2 separate regions of the Homo sapiens genome follow, and region 2 is linked to region 1. Evidence: read pairs that join two places in POLR2A ChIA-PET (ENCODE). Cell type or tissue: PC-9. All regions are shown on one strand. Links, peaks and the distances in the headings refer to the core of each region. The heading gives the core; the rest is flanking DNA. Region 1 overlaps ARHGEF18 (Rho/Rac guanine nucleotide exchange factor 18). Region 2 overlaps MCOLN1 (mucolipin TRP cation channel 1).

Region 1 (2,901 bases), core at 157-2,656:
GGTTCTGCTGCCCCTTGGTCAATGTCTTCTTCTCCCTCCTCACCTTCCCAACCTACAGGAGGATGATTTTCCCAGGCGGCTCAGCGAGAGTATGGAGGACCTCAGCCTGGATTTGGGGGCCCTTCAGGGCAGCGAGTATCTGCAGGACCTGGGCCTTGGGGCCCCTTCCCACAGCCAGCCTGGGGAGACCCCAGACAGCCGCCCCACCGGTGAAGAACCAGGAAGAGATTCTCTTTTCTCCAGCTTGGCAGGGTCCCAAGACCTGTCAAGGCGGCGCAGCTGGGAAAGGTCGCGGAGCTGCTCAGAGAGCTGGCGGAGGTCAGTTCCCCACTGCTGCCTGCTTCCCACAATGCACCCCTGGGACAGGGAAGAGGTCCAGAAGGCCAGAGCCAGGTCCTAAGACAAGCCACCCCTTGCACCTGCCGTGGTCCCCAACCTTTTTGGTACCAGGGACCAGTTTCATGGAAGACAATTTTTCCATGGACCCAGGGGGACAGGGGATACTTTCTGGACAATTCAAGCACATTCCATTTATCGTGCACTTTATTTATATTACGTTGTAATACATAATGAAATAATTATACAATTCATCATCATGTAGAATCAGTGGGAGCCCCGAGCTTGTTTTCCTGCACTAGACAGTCCATTCTGGGGGTGATGGGAGACAGTGACAGATCATCAGGCACTAGATTCTCTTGTTTTTGTGTTTGTTTTTTTTTTTTTGTTTTTGTTTTTTTTTTGAGATGGAGTCTCACTCCATTGCCCAGGCTGGAGTGCAGTGGCGTGATCTCGGCTCACTGCAATCTCCGCCTCCTGGGTTCAAGCGATTCTCCTGCCTCAGCCTCCCGAGTAGCTGGGATTACAGGCACGCACCACCACACCCGGCTAATGTTTGTATTTTTAGTAGAGACGGGGTTTCACCATGTTGGTCAGGCTGGTCTCGAACTCCTGACTTCATGATCTGCCTGCCTCAGCCTCCCAAAGTGCTGGGATTACAGGTGTGAGCCACCGCACCCAGCCTAGATTCTCATAAGGAGTGTGCAACCTAGATCCCTCGCATGTGCCGTTCACAATACAGTTCCCGCTCCTATGAGAATTTTTTTTTTTTTTTTTTTGAGACAGAATCTCACTCTGTTGCCCAGGCTACAGGCTCACACCACCACACCCGGCTAATTTTTTGTATTTTTAGTAGAGATGGAGTTTTACCATGTTGGCCAGACTAGTCTCAAACTCCTGACCTCAGGAGATCCTCCCGCCTTGGCCTCCCAAGTGCTGACATGACAGGCATGAGTCACCATGCCGGGCCCCTGCTCCTTTGATAATCTAATGCTGCCACTCATATGACAGGAGGTGGAGCTCAGGCAGTCATGTGAGCAATGGGGAGTGGCTGTAAATACAGATGAAGCTTCGCTCACATGCCTGCGCTCACCTTCTGCTTTGCAGCCCGGATTCTAAAAGGTCACAGACTAGTACCAGTCTGTGGCCCAGGAGTTGGGGATCCCTGCTCTAGGGCCATGAGGGGCGTCTGCACCATCAGAGGCAGCCCAAAAAACCCTCTTCTAACTTGCACATGCATGAACATAGAGCCTGTGCAAGTGACCGAGCATGCATGCACAAGCCCAAACTGAAAACTGCATGTGAGGCCGGGCGCGGTGGCTCACACCTATAATCCCAGCACTTTGGGAGGCCAAGGCGGGTGGATCACCTGAGGTCAGGAGTTTAAGACCAGCCATGGTCAACATGGCAAAACCCCCTGTCTACTAAAAATACAAAAATTAGCCAGGTGTGGTAGTGCACACCTGTAGTCCCAGCTACTCGGTAGGCTGAGGCCCGAGAATCGCTTGAACCCAGGAGACAGAGGTTGCAGTGAGCCAAGTTTATGCCACTGCACTCCAGCCTGGGCGACAGAGCGAGACTCTGTCTCAAAAAAAAAGGAAGAAAAAAAAATCGACTGCATGCACACACTGCAAGCACACAAAAACCTAAATTTACACACCTGCTGAGAGTACGGCCACGATCAGCACCCATCAGACCCACGCATATAAGCTTAAACGTGATCTGCATACTGCTTGCATGCATACGCATGAAGCCACCATGCAGTTATGATCAGAACGGAAATGTGTGAGACACCATGCACCCCACAGTGGCAGCACCAAATAGTAGAGGCAGGGGGTGCTCTAGCCACCCCTAACCCGTGTCCCTCAACCCCTTCCAAGTCATCCCACATAGAAATTCAGGCCGGGTGCAGTGGCTCACGCCTGTAATCCCAGCACTTTGGGAGGCAGAGTCGGGCGGATCACTTGAGGTGAGGAGTTCGAGATCAGCCTGGCTAATGTGGTGAAACCCTGTCTGTACTAAAAATACAAAAATTAGCTGGGCATGGTGGCACGTGCCTGTAATCCCAGCTATTTGGGAGGCTGAGGGAGGAGAATCGTTTGAACCTGGGAGGCGGAGGTTGCAGTGAGCTGCGATCGTGCCACTGCACTCCAGCCTGGGTGACAGAGTGAGACTCTGTCTCAAAAAAAAAAAAAGAAAGAAAAGAAAGAAAGAAAAGAAAGAAAAAGAAAGAAAGAAAGAAAAGGAAGAAAGAAAAAGAAAGAAAAGGAAGGAAGGAAGGAAGGAAGAAAGAAAAGGAAGGAAGGAAGAAAGGAAGGAAGAAAAGGAAGGAAGAAAGGAAGGAAGAAAAGAAAAGAAAGAAAAGAAAGAGAAAACCAGTCTGTGCAAAAACGATCTGAGATGCAAATGTAGCTCCAACAAATCTAACCAGGCTGGCTTTCTTTGTCCTCTCCCCCTTGCCACCCACTCCTCTCATATTGGGAGGTCTGGACCCCTTTCTGTGGCTTGCGCACCCTTCCTTGTCCTGGAAGGGCCCCCTTGCATGTTCTTTCAAGCCCCCCTGGA
Region 2 (2,894 bases), core at 1-2,500, 150 kb after region 1:
CAGCACACTAGGCACTCTCACCCCAGCAACTACTTCCCTAAGGTGGGGACAGGGCCCCCCCGCCCGCGCTGGTGCCTGCTGGGTGAGCACTTCCCCTGCCAGCTGCAGAGTCAGCACGTGGCAGGGGACGCTGGCACTTGGGGCCGGAAGGGACCCGAAGACGCCCCTGACCCTCACCCGAGCCTCCTGCCTAGGCTGGTCAATGTCACCATCCACTTCCGGCTGAAGACCATTAACCTCCAGAGCCTCATCAATAATGAGATCCCGGACTGCTATACCTTCAGCGTCCTGGTGAGGCCCCCCGGGAACCCACAGGGCTCCTGAGTTCCAGGGCAGGGACCTGGTCAGGGAGTGTCTTGGGAGCACTGGCCAAGGGCAAGCGTGCGGGTGATGAGGGAGGGAGCCCGGGGTCTGTCAGGCCACCTGTCATGTGGACCTTGGGGCTTGGGGCTGCCAAGGTTTACTCTGCCCCCAACTGGCCCCCACAGATCACGTTTGACAACAAAGCACACAGTGGGCGGATCCCCATCAGCCTGGAGACCCAGGCCCACATCCAGGAGTGTAAGCACCCCAGTGTCTTCCAGCACGGTGAGCCCCTGAGCCCCAGACCAGCACTGACCAGGGGCCCTGGCCTGTCCTGGGATTCCCCAAGCCCCAGATCAGCGCTGCCTGGGGGCCGTGACCTCCCCAGGAATCCGCTGAGCCTCAGATCAGCACAGACCAGGGACCCCGTCCTGTGCTGAGATCCCCCAAGCCCCAGACCAGCACTGACCGGGGTTCTTGACTCACCCCAAGCAAGCCCTGAGCCCACTGACCAACCAAAACCAGCCGTGCAGCCCCCTAGGTCTCCAGCCTGGCCTGGCACCAATGCTAGCCTCCCAAGGCTCCATGCCATCCTTGGCCCTACCCGCTCTGCCCTCCCCGCAGGAGACAACAGCTTCCGGCTCCTGTTTGACGTGGTGGTCATCCTCACCTGCTCCCTGTCCTTCCTCCTCTGCGCCCGCTCACTCCTTCGAGGCTTCCTGCTGCAGAACGTGAGGCTTCTGCGTCATGTGTGCTGGTGTCCTCCCCGCCTGGCCCTGGGGCGATAAAAGCCAGGGCTTTGAGGGTCCTGTGCCTGGTCAGGCCCTCACCCCGCCTGCCTTCTGCAGGAGTTTGTGGGGTTCATGTGGCGGCAGCGGGGACGGGTCATCAGCCTGTGGGAGCGGCTGGAATTTGTCAATGGCTGGTACATCCTGCTCGTCACCAGCGATGTGCTCACCATCTCGGGCACCATCATGAAGATCGGCATCGAGGCCAAGGTGCGTCCTGCCAACACCCTGGGCCCCAGGTCCCATCCCTGCTGTCAGTGCCTATCCGGGGCCATATCCTCCCCCAGGCCCCCCAAAGGAAGGGCTGGGCCAGATAGGTTGACGCAGCTCCCACCCGCAGAACTTGGCGAGCTACGACGTCTGCAGCATCCTCCTGGGCACCTCGACGCTGCTGGTGTGGGTGGGCGTGATCCGCTACCTGACCTTCTTCCACAACTACAATGTGAGTTTTGCACATGCAGCTGGGCCTTCCACATGGTTACTCCACACCCTCCAAATAAATCCCTACACACGCAGCCCTCACCAGCCCCGGCCAATGGCCCCTTGCAAGCCTCCTCCTCCTACCTGCCCACACCAGATATATCTGTCACTGCACCTGCGCGGGGCCCCGGGAGCCTGCTCCTTTGTGCCCACCCAGCTGAGTCTAGCCGTGCGTTGCCCTCGGACCCCCTCAGACGTGGCCACGCCCCCTCTAGGCACCCACTGGCTCCCATGACCACACCGGCTGTGCCCTCGGCAAGGCCCCGCCCCTCCCACCCCCATCTGGGTGCCCACAGCTGACCTGAGTTGTGGCCACACCCTCAACGAGGCTCCCTCTGCCCCAACCCAGATCCTCATCGCCACACTGCGGGTGGCCCTGCCCAGCGTCATGCGCTTCTGCTGCTGCGTGGCTGTCATCTACCTGGGCTACTGCTTCTGTGGCTGGATCGTGCTGGGGCCCTATCATGTGAAGGTACATCTAACCCCTGATGTCCCTGACATTGACCCTGTGACCTTGTCATTGACACTGTGACCCCCAGATGACCCCTTGGTGACTGCTGGGAGTCTGTCCACTGTCCCCTGTGGTCCTTGGTGACCCTGACACTGACCCTGTGCCATTATTGTTGTCACAGTTGTTGATGACCCTATTTCGACCTGAATTACTCCCCTCCTGCTCTATCTACCCAGACCCTAGGTCGGCCCTGTGGCCCTGTCATTGACCCGTGGTCCCGGCCATTCACATGGGACCCCAGCCTGGGACCTGGCCATTCACATAGTGACCCCAGCCTGGGACCCGGCCATTCACGTGGGACCCCAGCCTGGGTCCCGGCCATTCACGTGGGACCCCAGCCTGGGACCCGGCCATTCACAGGGGCCCTAGCCTGGAACCCGACCATTCACATGGTGACCGCAGCCCGGGACCCGGCCATTCATGTGGGGCCCCAGCCACCAGCTCCTAGCCATTTGCATGGGACCCCAGCCTGACCCCAGCCCCCGGTTCCTGGCCATGCCTTGGCTCCCTCTGACCCCGCCGCCCCTCTGGCAGTTCCGCTCACTCTCCATGGTGTCTGAGTGCCTGTTCTCGCTCATCAATGGGGACGACATGTTTGTGACGTTCGCCGCCATGCAGGCGCAGCAGGGCCGCAGCAGCCTGGTGTGGCTCTTCTCCCAGCTCTACCTTTACTCCTTCATCAGCCTCTTCATCTACATGGTGCTCAGCCTCTTCATCGCGCTCATCACCGGCGCCTACGACACCATCAAGGTCAGCCGCATGCACCCAGCCCTGAGCTCGGGCTCTGGGTGCCCTGGAGTCTGCCATGAGGG

Evidence for each region. Peaks named below come from ENCODE experiments on the same cell type or tissue, not always from the same donor. Only the 100,000 strongest peaks of a DNase experiment are listed, where the experiment ranks them.
Region 2: POLR2A ChIA-PET joins it to region 1 with 9 read pairs; 7 of 35 experiments call an interaction of 5 or more read pairs at or near these places.

The regions. Positions count from the first base shown.
Region 1 is chr19:7,372,754-7,375,654 of GRCh38, forward strand. ARHGEF18 (Rho/Rac guanine nucleotide exchange factor 18) reads left to right here. Exons shown (of 29, transcript NM_001367823.1): 3 at 59-318. Among named protein-coding and RNA genes, the nearest start is that of ARHGEF18-AS1, 21 kb to the right of the region's middle. RefSeq lists enhancers at 1,079-1,683, 1,684-2,288. In PC-9, for the core only: no CTCF peak of the experiment used is centred there; a DNase peak (open chromatin) is centred at 1,318.
Region 2 is chr19:7,527,670-7,530,563 of GRCh38, forward strand. MCOLN1 (mucolipin TRP cation channel 1) reads left to right here. Exons shown (of 14, transcript NM_020533.3): 6 at 195-291; 7 at 489-588; 8 at 928-1,034; 9 at 1,152-1,301; 10 at 1,432-1,533; 11 at 1,921-2,043; 12 at 2,617-2,832. Among named protein-coding and RNA genes, the nearest start is that of MCOLN1, 6.5 kb to the left of the region's middle. In PC-9, for the core only: no CTCF peak of the experiment used is centred there; no DNase peak of the experiment used is centred there.